Linked DNA regions of Homo sapiens: all the other regions are linked to region 1. The links are chromatin contacts, found by Hi-C or POLR2A ChIA-PET in ENCODE. All regions are on one chromosome and are shown on one strand. The core of a region is the stretch at or near the end of the contact, and the rest is flanking DNA. Distances in the headings are between cores, read along the strand shown.

The links. Hi-C counts contacts between places; a loop is a spot of excess contacts on that map. ChIA-PET counts read pairs that join two places held with the same protein, here RNA polymerase II (POLR2A). Pooled maps may share reads with other maps.
Region 2: a map of CD8-positive, alpha-beta T cell shows a loop between it and region 1 (9-fold over the local background). The contact joins the promoter of MRPL30 here to the promoter of COX5B in region 1. A Hi-C loop is called at or near these places in 2 of 168 maps with a recorded cell type or tissue (CD8-positive, alpha-beta T cell and dorsolateral prefrontal cortex) and 9 of 50 pooled maps. POLR2A ChIA-PET finds 5 or more read pairs at or near these places in 1 of 52 experiments (RWPE1).
Region 3: a pooled map shows a loop between it and region 1 (10-fold over the local background). The contact joins the promoter of C2orf15 here to the promoter of COX5B in region 1. A Hi-C loop is called at or near these places in 1 of 168 maps with a recorded cell type or tissue (CD8-positive, alpha-beta T cell), 1 of 37 single-sample maps with no recorded cell type and 12 of 50 pooled maps. POLR2A ChIA-PET finds 5 or more read pairs at or near these places in 1 of 52 experiments (MCF 10A).

What each region holds. Positions count from the first base shown.
Region 1 is chr2:97,644,002-97,648,218 of GRCh38, reverse strand. COX5B (cytochrome c oxidase subunit 5B) reads right to left here and starts at 2,157. Exons shown (of 4, transcript NM_001862.3): 1 at 2,030-2,157; 2 at 1,079-1,152; 3 at 776-875; 4 at 1-223. The coding sequence starts at 2,132. The coding sequence ends at 111. RefSeq lists enhancers at 2,053-2,232, 2,413-2,462, 2,265-3,199.
Region 2 is chr2:99,179,009-99,183,225 of GRCh38, reverse strand. MRPL30 (mitochondrial ribosomal protein L30) reads right to left here and starts at 2,042. Exons shown (of 6, transcript NM_145212.4): 1 at 1,977-2,042. MITD1 (microtubule interacting and trafficking domain containing 1) reads left to right here and starts at 2,168. Exons shown (of 7, transcript NM_138798.3): 1 at 2,168-2,395. The coding sequence starts at 2,245. RefSeq lists a silencer at 1,661-1,833 and enhancers at 2,051-2,100, 2,121-2,350, 2,361-2,500.
Region 3 is chr2:99,139,742-99,143,958 of GRCh38, reverse strand. C2orf15 (chromosome 2 open reading frame 15) reads right to left here and starts at 2,252. Exons shown (of 4, transcript NM_144706.4): 1 at 2,022-2,252; 2 at 1,558-1,674. The region is part of intron 1 of TSGA10 (testis specific 10); the gene reads left to right. RefSeq lists an enhancer at 1,515-2,321 and silencers at 2,543-2,852, 2,923-2,992.

The DNA.
Region 1 (4,217 bases), core at 908-3,407:
GGGTAAGAAATAAGACCAGCCATCTATGGGAGAAGGAGCCAATGCAATGGCTAGTCTTTACTGGAAAGAAGAAACTTTACAGCACATTTTGAGTAATTTAGTGCAGGTGCTCAGTGTGCCAGCTGCTGGGGCACCAGCTTGTAATGGGCTCCACAGCGGGGGCATCGCTGGGCCTCGCCTTTGTGCAGCCAAAACCAGACGACGCTGGTATTGTCCTCTTCACCTAAAAGGGAAAAAAGGTGGTTTATGGTCATCCAACCTAGAAAGGGAGACTTTCAACATGAATTTCTTTTCCTCAGACATCTCTGATACACAAGTAAGACTATGGTTGATATCTTAAGAGATCAGTTCAAGCCCTCCTCCCATTCTTCAGATGAAGAAATTGAGGCTCTGAGTTCACCTATGAGTAAACTGACCTTGTATCAAGGTCACTGTAAATTCTAACAATTCCCTTGCCTATGTAGAACGCAAAGCAGGGTCCGTTCTGGTATGTATCCCTAGTGTCTAAAATGATGCCTGGCATAGAAGCAGTATAACAATAAATATTTGCTGGGTGGGTACTCCTTCATGCCGCACTCCCAGTGAGCCAGTCTTACCGCTGTGCTGCGCTTCTTTCCAGTAAGGATGAACTATCAGGCATAATGAGGCTTGAGAGTGTCAAGACCCTTAGACAAACTTACCAACATGCACTCACACACTGAAGATTTGAGGCAGCTTACACACTATTGTAGGATATATTAAGCAAGTGGATAAAAAATAGAGGTGAGGTACTTACAGATGCAGCCTACTATTCTCTTGTTGGAGATGGAGGGGACTAAATTAGGGTCTTCCCTGGTGCCTGAAGCTCCCTTTGGGGCCAGTACATTGTATGGGTCCTGAAGAAAAAACAAAAAACAAAACAAAACAAAAAAAACAAGAATTGAACCATTAGGCCAAATAAGCCCTACCTTCCAGAAGCTCAGGGGACTGTTCCTACAAGCCAAGTTTCCTGTATCAAATACTCCCAGAGAGGAGACCACTATGAACACATCCAAGGCCATAAGTTACACAGAAGACACAGAAGGGAGTTTCTCCTTACCAGTCCCTTCTTTGCAGCCAGCATGATCTCCCTCTCCAACCCAGTCGCCTGCTCTTCATCAGTGGGAACACCACCTAAAGGAAGATAACGTGAATTATGACGCTGACTGAAATGACTGATAGAAAAACTACAAACAGAAATGATCAAGGAAAATGGTGCCCCGAAACTTCTGTATAAGTTTTAGCGGGCTCACAAGCTCCTAAAGGCTACTCATATCCATGGTCCCCTAAGAACCACCAAGTACCCATCCACACAAGCGGCAGCACTCGGGGGAGCTTTTTTTTTCTTTTTTGAGACGGAGTTTTGCTCTTGTTGCCCAGGCTGGAGTGCAATGGCGCGATGTTGGCTCACGGGAACCTCCGCCTCCCGGGTTTAAGCGATTCTCCTGCCTCAGCCTCCCGAGTAGCTGGGACTACAGGCGCGCGCCACCACGCCCGGCTAATTTTTGTATTTTTAGTAGAAACGGGGTTTTACCATGTTGGCCAGGCTGGTCTTGAGCTCCTGACCTCAGGGGATCTGTCCGCCTCGGCCTCCCAAAGTGCTGGGATTACAGTTGTGAGCCACCGCGCCCGGCCTATGAGCTTTTCTTTCTCCAACCACCGAGGCAAATTTGTCGACATTTGTCTAAAAGCATGTAGAACCCACTCTGCTTGAGGTGGGCGCAGGTTTGAAGGGAGGCCGGACCCCTCCCCATCCCGGTGGCAGCCCCGGTCCCTCCCAAGGTCACCCGGCACCTCCGTTTAGGATACTTTCGCAGCGGAGTGAGTTCGGGGAGCGGCAGGAGCAGCGGTCCAGAATTACAGGGAGATGCCTGCAGAGCCTGAGGCACTGGGGACCGTAAAGCGGCCACTGGGACCTCGAGAAGCTGCACGAGCCGCGCCGCTTTGCCGCCCTGGGACCACCCTGGGAGGGCAACACTCTGGTCCCTGGCACGCCCGGAGACCCGAGTACCTCCAGATGCCATGGAGCGCATCGCGGCCGCGCCACTGGGGCCGCGAGCCCTCAGGGCCTGCGCGGCCAGCGTTCCAGCTCCGCGAAGTAACCTTGAAGCCATTGCGTCCGCGACTAGCAGCAAAACTTCCGGGAACAAGCTGCAGAGACAGGAGGGACTTCCGGGGGCGGGCTTCTTTCTCCTCTCGGTCAGCTTTCGGCTTCCTCCCAGCCCTCGAGCCCGCCCACTCCCAAGACTGTGGCGGGGGCGGAAATTGCGCATGCCCAGCTCTGCCTCTTTCTGCACCGCGTAGTGGCTGAGGCTTGGGGGCGGGGTTGCCTTTAATAACGCTGGGAGGTGGGAAAGTCTTTTTGGTCCCTGGAGTTGAGCGGCTGAACCACATTGGAGTTCCTGTGGGTCTGGCCCCGTAGTCGTGTTCAGCAAACGTGGAGGCTGCTAATGGAAGCTATTAGGTCCCCGTCTGTGAAGAGACTTACTGAACCCCAAATGATTTGAATTTAGAAGTGGGCTCCTAAAGATCACTGCGTTCCTTACTAGGCTGGTTAGTGGCAGGGCTGGTTCTGGCAGTGCGTGGGCCGTCGCGAGCGTGTCGCATTGGACGGGACCTACCTGCAGTCCTGGCCCAGTTTCGTGTTAGAGTTGTACTGTGTGTGGGAGGCGCGGAGGTCCCGGCCTGGGGAGGAGGACAGGGCCGGGGGCGGGACCCCCTACCAGGACCAAGGCCCTGGTGATGTGAAGGAAGTGGCCACTCTTTTTCGAGGCTACTAAGGGAGGAGGAGCAGGAAGGGGAGTTGATAATAGGAAATGGAGTTAGAGCCTGCTGTGACTGGAGTTCCTTGTTTGAAACGGAAAACATATTCCGTCCATGGCTTCCCGTTGCCCATAGGCTAAGATGTGCAAATTTCTTAGGGTGAGCTTTAGTCAGTATAGCCCTGTGACAGGCTAGCTGCATGCGGTATCTGAGTTTCCCTACCAGATAGAAAAATCCCCTTAGAGTGGGAATTAATGCTCATCATTGAATCTTCAATGCCTTGCAGAGGTCTGGTATATAGTAGGATCCAGTAATTTTAGTAAATTTACTACTTGGATAGAGTATACAAAACCAGTTTATAGGGCTTTTCCTGGCCCAGTGAGGTCAATTGGAGGCAACATGGGGAGAGTTGAAGGCTTAGGTGCTCCCGCCTGTCTCATGCAGGCTACGGTATTTTCAAAAGGACGTGGTGGAGCGTTGCTTCACAGGAGCACGTCTGGTCTTCCTGGGTGCCCCCTCCACCAATTAAAAAAAAAAAAAAAAAAACCCTGTATTCTAAGGCCAAAATTTCTTTAAAGGTGGTTTTTGCTTTGAATGGCTTCACTGTTACTCCCTTCTCCCTCACCTCCACTGCAACCCCTCCAAGTTGAATTGGGCGAAAATTCTGAGGATCTGTAGTTAATTTGCAACTGTGGTTAAGGTCTTAGGCAGGAGAAAAAAGCATTGGTCTGGAAAGTAGCCCCACCAGCTAGTTCAGCTACTTTTTATCCTTTGGGCCGCCATTTCTACATCAGTAAAACTGTCGTTCAACTAGGTTAGTATTTCCCAAAGTGTATTGCATGGCATCCAAGTCTCAAGACATGATCTCAAGAAAAAGGACTTGGTCAAGACAGGGAGGGCCTGCATTTGATGACCACCCTTTTGGAGATGGACACTAGCATAATAAAGGCTCTGATTAGGCTTGCAGTAAAGACCTCTTATTTAATTTACCTGCAGTTTAAGCCAGAGTTTCCCTGTCTTAATTGACCACAAAATCCTTTCTGAGGAACACCTACTAACTTGCCCCTCAGCAAACCAGTGAGGTATTCAGCTCTGATATGTTATGATTCCCTGCTGCCTGACCAGAAGTGGTTTACTCCAGGCTATAAAATGGAAATTGAGTTTAGGCTTCTCACTCTCATAGTAGGCTTGCCTAATAATAGGAAATTTTCGCAGGCCCTCATCCAACTCAGGAAAACCTCAGCCTCACTCTGGGATTATTTAGATTGTGTGAGTGAGCTCCAAGGTCAGGTCCAGGCTCCCCAGATGTCCCCGCATCCCTTGCTGCTTCCAGCTCCCACCACTGTCAACTCACACCCAGTCCCTCAGGTCTCCTTTGGAAACAGTTGGCTTGGGGAACAGTCTGCCACCTCTGCTCTATCATTGTCTTTGCCAGC
Region 2 (4,217 bases), core at 793-3,292, 1.5 Mb before region 1:
CCAGGACTCCATCTCCAATTACTCTCTTGCTCAATCACCAGACATGCTGCCCCCCTTGTTTGATCTAGAACTAGTCAAGCAGGCATGCTCCCTTTGACTGACCATTCCCTCTCCTGGAATGATCCTGATATTTACATGGCTAATTTCCTTATCTTTTTCAATTTTTGGGTCAAATCTCACCTTTTCAATGAGGTCAACCCAGATCACATCATTTAACATTTTCACCCATACCCCAACTGTCAACACTCCCAATTCCTCTTCACTGCTTTCTATCGTGCTTATCTTCTAACGTAACTTAATTATCTGTTAGGTTTTGTTGTTTAGTGCATGTACATTCAATAGCACGCTAATTCCATAGGAAAAGGGTTTTTAGATTTTGTTGTTTTGGGTCTGTTATATTCATAGAAGTATCCCAAACATCTGTGTAAAGCGGTATCTGCCCTATAGCAGACATATAATATATTTTTGCAGAATAACTGAAGTTTAAATATTTACAGACTTCTGAAGGTGTGATAGTCAAAAGTTACAAGTTTTTAGAGACAGAGTCTCGCTATGTTTCTGGTATTGAACTCAGCCTCAAGCAATCCTCAATTTTCCCAGTAATTGGAGCTAGGTGTGTGTCACCACGTTTGACTCAAAGAATACGTTTATTTTATCTTATTTATTTTTTTGAGACGGAGTCTCGCTCTGTCGCCCAGGCTGGAGTGCAGTGGCACGATCTGGGTTCACTGCAAGCTCCGCCTCCCGGGTTCACGCCATTCTCCTGCCTCGGCCTCCCCAGTAGCTGGGACTACAGGCGCCCGCCCGGACGCCCGGCTAATTTTTTGTATTTTTAGTAGAGACGGGGTTTCACCGTGTTAGCCAGGATGGTCTCGATCTCCTGACCTCGTGATCCTCCCGCCTCGGCCTCCGAAAGTGCTGAGATTACAGGCGTGAGCCACCACGCCCGGCAAGGAATACGTTTTAATAAAGTAAAAGTTACTGTTAATAATTAGGCACGTAACTCCTGGACCCTGAAACAATTACGCTGTCTTCTGTAAAACAGGAAAATATCAGGCATCACAGGAGAAGTATGATCCCATTTCTATTTTTTTAAATGTCTGTGAACGTGTGTAATCACAGAAAAACTCTGGAAGGTTGTCAGAAAAACGTTAACATACCCCTGGGGGTATGAAAAAAGGCGTTTTTCCTCCCCCTTCTCCCCCCCAGCGACCGATAGTTCTTTTGTCTTTTTACAATGAGCATGCATGCAACAGGAATGTTAAAAATCGATTTCTTTTTCTAAACCGACAATGTATACAATTATTAAAGGGGGAAAAACACTTCTGAAATGCAAAACATGGAATCACTCTTGCAGAGATACCAGAGATCTCTGAAAGCTGGAAGCGTGTCTCTTCTCTGAACTCCTAGTGCCTAACAAGCAGTAGGCAGCCCTCATTACTGCCTCTTGGCAAAAAGGGCAGAACAAACAGCTTTTGGTAGGTCTCGATCAAAATGGTAACAAATCACAGTTTTAATAAAATGGCAAATATTCTAACTGCCAACTCTTGGATGTTTGCATTATAAAATGAAGCAATACAAAGATAAAGGCAATTTTCTGTCTTCATTAAAAAAAAAAAAAAGCAACCTTAATACCCAGTGGCAACCCTAAGTTATGAATAAAGCAGCAGCACAGAAAATGCTGCTTGGGTTCCCTTTCCCAAGCTGTCCAGCCTCGGCGGCTCCGTTCTTGAGCTCCAAGAGTCTGGGCACAAAAAGCCGCGTGGCCCTGGATCCTGCAAATTGGGAAACGGGGGGATCCTGCAGGCCAATGGCCTTACGGGAGCCAATGTGACGGGATCAGGGGCAGACCCATTTAGGTTGCCGTAACCGGCCAATTCAGTACGCAATAGGGAAAATCAATTAGGATCTGCAGAGGGTTCCCGGATACACCTTGCGAAGAATGCCGCACTCTCCGCCACTCATTCCCCACTCACCGGCACCCGCTAAACCTTCAGCCTGAAATTTTCCTCCGAAGGGAAGCAGAGCAGAGGAAGAACTACCAAGTGCTACACTCAAAGCCTGCCGTCGCAGTGAGCGCGACCTCCAAACTGAGGCATTTTTGTTCCGGCGAAATCCCTCCCACTCAGGAAAGTCCCTAGAAAGAGAGCGCAGGCGCCTGGGTATCACATGACCACTTCCCGGAAGCGCAGCAGACCCGCTCAACTTCATCCTGGGTTGAGGCGGAGGAGAACTTCCAGAATTATGGCGAAGTCCGGGCTGAGGCAGGACCCGCAGAGCACAGCTGCAGCCACTGTGCTAAAGCGGGCAGTAGAACTAGATTCGGAGTCGCGGTATCCGCAGGCTCTGGTGTGTTACCAAGAGGGGATTGATCTGCTCCTGCAGGTTCTGAAAGGTGAGCAATGAGCCAAGGCGGGGAGGACCTGAGGAAAAGGAGCTGGTTCCTGCTGTGTCTGGGGTGAAGTGAAAGAGTTAAAAATGATTTTTCCACACCACGAAGAAGCAGTTAAATACAGAAGGTGGGATATTCTATAGGACAACTGGGCCGCTTTCTTTTAGATCTTTAATAGATTGATGTTACCTAGAAAAGGTGGGGAGGCTACTAGTCTAGATTTTAAAAGACTTAAGAGATATAAGATATAACGCAATGTAATATATAAGCTTTGATAGGACCTGGGTTTGTACGAACTTTAAAAGACATTTTTGGATCTATTAGAAAAGTTTGAATATAGATTGGGGGGCATTAAAATTATTTTCTTAGGCAATATGATTTTTTTTCCAAAACTTTCCTTAATTTTTAGAGATGCAGACCAAAGTGTTTTAGAAAGAGATGCTATGATGTCTTTAGTTAATTTTCCTTAAGCAAAAATTTCTTAAAAATCGAAGCTCTATTTGAGCAAAAATGCTAATTTTAAAAATTTCGGTGATGGGTAATAAGGGTGTTTATTATACGATTATTTTTAATTTTCTGTTTAAACATTTGCATTTAAAGCAAGCCAAAGTAAAATTATGTAGCGGTAGAAGAAGAAAAGTTTTTCTTAAACGGATGAGGTTCGGTGTGAGAAATGCGCAGGGTTGTGGAGGAGACAAGTGAGACTTTTCGTATTATTCAATGTTGAGAAATACCCAAATATTCCTTAACACCCAGCACAACCCTGGCTCACAGTAGACACTCAATATTTATGTATTAAATTGATAAGATCAGCTCCTGCTCCCCAACCCCCGACACTCCCGGTCTGGACTAAGCTCCCTCTGTTCTTTCTAGTTTAAGCTTCTTATAATTAAAGTGTTACAGAAGCTTTGGGGCAGCAGAGGGGAGCCCTTTATGGTTTGGTGCTTTGGTCAGAACTACAAACTCTACCGGCCGGGCGCGGTGGCTCACTCCTGTAATCCCAGCACTTTTTTGGGAGGCCGAGGCAGGTGGATCATGAGGTCAAGAGATCGAGACCATCCTGGCCAACATGGTGAAACCCCGTCTCTACTGAAAATACAAAAATTAGCCGGGCATGGTGGCACGCACCTGTAGTCCCAGCCACTTGGGAGGCTGAGGCAGGAGAATTGCTTGAATCCGGGAGGCGGAGGTTGCAGTGAGCCGAGATCGCGCCACTGCACTCCAGTCTGCCAATAGAACAAGACTCCGTCTCAAAAAAAAGAAAAAATAACTGTAAACTCTACCTTGCCTGGGGCATTATTTGATGATAATGATGACAGTGACAACAGCAATAAGCATAGATATCACGTTTCAGTGCTGAGTGCCAGGCATTGCAGAAAACATTAAAAGCATGATCTCGTTTCATCCGTACCAATTGCCCTATCAAGTAGGAGTTGATGGTATTCTCGTTTTACAGCATAAAAAGTATTGTTCGCTTTCAAGTTCTGCCACTAGGAGGTGGTAGAGTCACAGTCGGAGCCCAAGGCCCCAACGACTCTGGTATACTGAATCCCAAAAGAGAGATGGTGTACTGTGTTGGTCAGGTGGAACACTGCTCAAGTTTTGGCTGCACTAGGAATCTGAAGCAGGAGAATCACAGTTCTGCTCTAGGGTGCTTCACTGATCCCGTAGAGGTTACAGAGACAATGATGTCACATAGATGGGTTAAGACCAAAATGCAAATAGCGCTAATACAGGGAATAAGTGCCAGGAGAGAGATATCTATAGATAAACGCAATGAGGATTTAAACAGTTAAAGGTCATGTGAGGGTGGAAAGGTAGAGGT
Region 3 (4,217 bases), core at 1,003-3,502, 1.5 Mb before region 1:
AGTCCCAGATTTTTTTTTGAGGGGATCAGGAAGAGGACAGTGAAAACAAAACAAAAAATAGTAATAACAGAGGTTTTTGTAGTGAAGCTTTTGAAATGATGGAAAAATTAAGGGACTAGAAAACCAAGACCTTAGAAGGTGTCTGTCACGAGAGAGCAAGCACAGGGTACTATATAAGGCTTAGCCTGGGCCAGGCACAGTGGCTCATGCATATAATCCCAGCACTTGGGATGCTGAGGTGGGTGGATCACTTGAGTCCAGGAGTTCAAGACCAGCCTGGGCAACATGGTGAAACCGCATCTCTACAAAAACATACAAAAATTAGCTGGGCATGGTGGCACATACCTGTGGTCCCAGCTACTCAAGGGGCTAAGGCAGGAGAACTGCTTCAACCTGAAAGGTGGAGGGTGCAGTGAGCTGAGATCATGCCAACGCACTCCAGCCTGGGTACAGGGCAACAGAGTGAGACTCTGTCTTAAAAAAAAGGAAAAAAAAAAAAAGTCTGGGCGCAGTGGCTCACACCTGTAATCCCAGCACTTTGGGAGGCTGAGGCGGGTGGATCATGAGGTCAGGAGATCAAGACCATCCTGGCTAACACAGTGAAACCCTGTCTCTACTAAAAATACAAAAAACAAAAAACAAACAAAAAAAAAGCTGGGCGTAGTAGTGGGCGCCTGTAGTCCTAGCTACTTGGGAGGCTGAGGCAGGAGAATGGCATGAACCCGGGAGGCGGAGGTTGCAGTGAGCCGAGATCGTGCCACTGCACTCCAGCCTGGGCGACAGAGTGAGACTCTGTCTCAAAAAAAAAAAAAAAAAAAAAAAAAAGGTTTAGTTGGGGCAGGGTGGGACACTCACTACCCCTTGGGTTTCCACAGAGGGAAGGAAATTTTTACTTTCTCAGGTTAGGGGAGAAAGTCAACAGTTCTTGATAGGAAAAAAAAGGAAAATCTTTTCACCCTCTTTTGGCCTTAAAATGATCATTTCCTTATATTCTTTCCAAATAATCTTCAGTACCGTCTAGGTGGCATACATAAGTGCTTAAACTTTTCTTATTCTTTCTATAAGGGAAGTACTTTCCTACTTCCTATATTAATAATCTCCCCACCCCCGAAGTCTTCAACTCCAGCTGATAGTTTTAAACTTAGAACATTCTTTCCTATTTGTTTTTAATAATGCTAGATAATGTATTCAAAATAATCTTAGTATCTGAAGAGGAAATGAGATTATACATTATTCCCTCTAACATAACTTCTCAGTTTGTTATTTTGTGCATTTAAAAAATTACATTTCCGAGGATATGTGCTCCTTGTGTCCTCTAACCTCTTAATCTAAAATAACAGGGACACTTAATTTTTTTTGGTATCTAATTATACTTACAAAGTATATGATATCTGAAAATAAATGCGACAAAATATGAGACCATGTAATAACACGATGAAAAGACATTGGAAAAACATGGCATTTATATTAAATGTATTTTTATGACTAAATTTGTTCTACACAAAAGTTGTTTATCCCTGCCAATGATATCTTGTGGGGGGAAAAATGAGTACTCACCTGGCGAAAACAGGAATTGTTAGTCTCCTCAAACGAGAGCTTACTCTTGAAATACACAGCGTTCTACCATATCAAGGTCATCAGAGAATTGCTGTAAAAACCTAGTGTCTATGTCATCTGCAGGAAAAGGAGATAAAGTCACCATTATCATCCAGAAGCTCTTGAGTTATTTAAGAAGGGACATGGTAGGTATTAAGAAAAATTAAGAAGACTTTTTTCCCCCCCATTCTGGGCTCCAAAAAATTGGTAGAAGAATGCAGCGCTCATTCTTTTTCACTAAAAAGCTCATTTGTCACTTTAAGGTGAGGGGATTTGGAAAAGGACTGGCATGTGGAGAAGGAATATCGGTCAGGAATCTGGACTTTGTTGCTAGATCTGCCACTTCCTGATTCAGCCCTGATCGTGCAGAGCTGACCAAGGCCGTGGTCCCCAGGCTCCCCTGACTCCAGGCTGCCCACGCTCACCGGGACAGGCCGGCTCGCTCCCTGCAGGCTGCAGCGGGAGGGCTGGACCTGGAAGCCTCTCTTAAAACGGGCCCTGGCTGCAGCAGGAGCTGCGCCCGAAAGCAGCTCTGAGAGTAACCGGTTCACCGAACATGGGTCCAGAATGATGCCCAAGCCCTGGGAAAAGTGGCACAAAGCCACCGCCGCGAAGCAGCAGGTGTTTCAAGCTGAGGGAAGGCGGGGCTGCGAGAGACAGCCTTGCGCATGCGCGTTCCATCCAGGTGCGGCAGCCTCAGGCAGAGATTAAGAAATGAGTCGTGGAAAAGGGGGCTAGCGGCTGGTTACTAGGAGACGGGACGCTCGGCTCGGGCGTCTAGGCGCTGCGTGGGCGTGCGCCTGCGCGGCGCGGATGGGCCAGGAAGGGGTCCCTCCTAGGTGCCCTGTAAGGCAGGCAGGTAGACGTACGCGTCGCTCCGTGCGTAGGAGCGCGCGCACGGCTTGTAGACCCCGCGAGAAGGAAGGTCGAGCCAGGTACGCGTGCGCACCGGGCCTGGGGGCGAGCGGGACGGAAGCAAAGCTGGGGCGCCGGGGAGGTGGAAGACGAGCCCCACTCCGGTACAGAGCGTGAGGGCGGGGCCACGGCGGCACTGGCTGGCGCTAACCGCCCCCTCCTCCTTCCCGCGGGCTCCGTCCTTCCTCCGATCCGCCGGGGCGGGGCCAGGACGATTTGGGGGTGGGAAGGGAGGAGAAAGGGGCGGAGGATGGAGAGTGGGCGGTTCTTGTATCCCCCGCTGAGGCCGAGAGCTGACAGTCGCGGGGATGAGCTCTGGGCAGGACGGCGGGCCGAGGAGCCCGGGGAGGGACCCGGAGCTCCAGGTAGAAGCTGCGGAGGTGCGCGGGGTGGGGAGAGTGCTGCTACTGGACTGGAAGGTCTCTGAGAAGGCGGCTGCAAGCGGGCAGGAGTGGCGGGTGCGGGGCCGTGGCGGGCGGAGTTGGGCGCTAGCAGCGGGAGCGGCTGTGAGGGGCAGCGGCGGGCACAGCTGCCGGCCGGAAGCTCGGCAGCACGAGTTGCCCCTGTTTCTTGGGAGGTTAGGTTTGAGCCCAGTTCCTATGGTCACTGCTTCGCGTCCTCCCGCAGCTCTCCGCTTGGTTGTTGGGGAGACTGTTCAGTTTAGAAACGCTCTGGAAGCTCTGGTGGAGCCGAGGAATTTGGAAGTCACAGATTTGGGAGTTCAGCCTGACTCCCGATCGCTCATTTCTGAGCCTCTTTCTAGACTTGGGGTGGTGAAAGGCTGAGATTACATAGGCATTTGCATGAAAATCTCAGATAATTTTAGTAAAAATTATACACAGTAAAGGCAGGGAAAGCTGGCTTTTGTTGAAAAACTATTTGAGACTTAAATTGGATAACTAGGTGATCATGGACTTGATACCTAAAAACTCACAGAAATATGGTTTTTTTTCACTTTTTTTTTTTCGCAGCTTCGGGAAAGTTTGCATAGATTATAGTGTCCCAACGTTTTCCTTCTTCCATTCCAGGACCTTATATCCTAGGAGATTTCCTTGTTTAAAATTTTCTGTACTGGTGTTCAGCATTTCAAGTATACTTTGTTTACGTGTAAGGACATAAGTAGAATAACAATAGGTTTGTAAGTAGAAAAAAACAGGTTAGTTATAGAAGTAGGATGTCGCATTCGAATCTGCTTCCAGGATAAGACAGATTCTTGTTTGTATTTTAATTGATTAATGAGCCAAACTCTTCAGTCTTAATTAGTGGGAAATAACTAGGACGGTACATTAATTAAATATTAATTTTAAATCCTAAACTTTGGCATTATTTAATGGCAGCTTCCACAATATCTCGCGTACTGTTTACCTTCTGAAGAAAAATCACTGCCTGTAGCCCAGAATATAATCAGGTGTAGAGATTCTCTGGGAGATCTTTTCTGTCTTCTTTTTGAGTTGCTTAGACTAGTTTGTTTAGGACGATTTGGTTTTGAAGTCCTCCATACACAGAGGCAGTTAGAGGTATTACTATTTATCACCTTTTCAGATTACATATTTCTTTCCCTCCCCAGAGATAGCCACTCTCCTGACTTCTAAGATAGCCACTTCCTTGATTTTCCTTAATGTTTCACATCATTGTATGTGAACATGCACATTACAGTTTGGCTTGTTTTTGAACTTCGAATGGAATTGTACTAAGTATTCATTTAC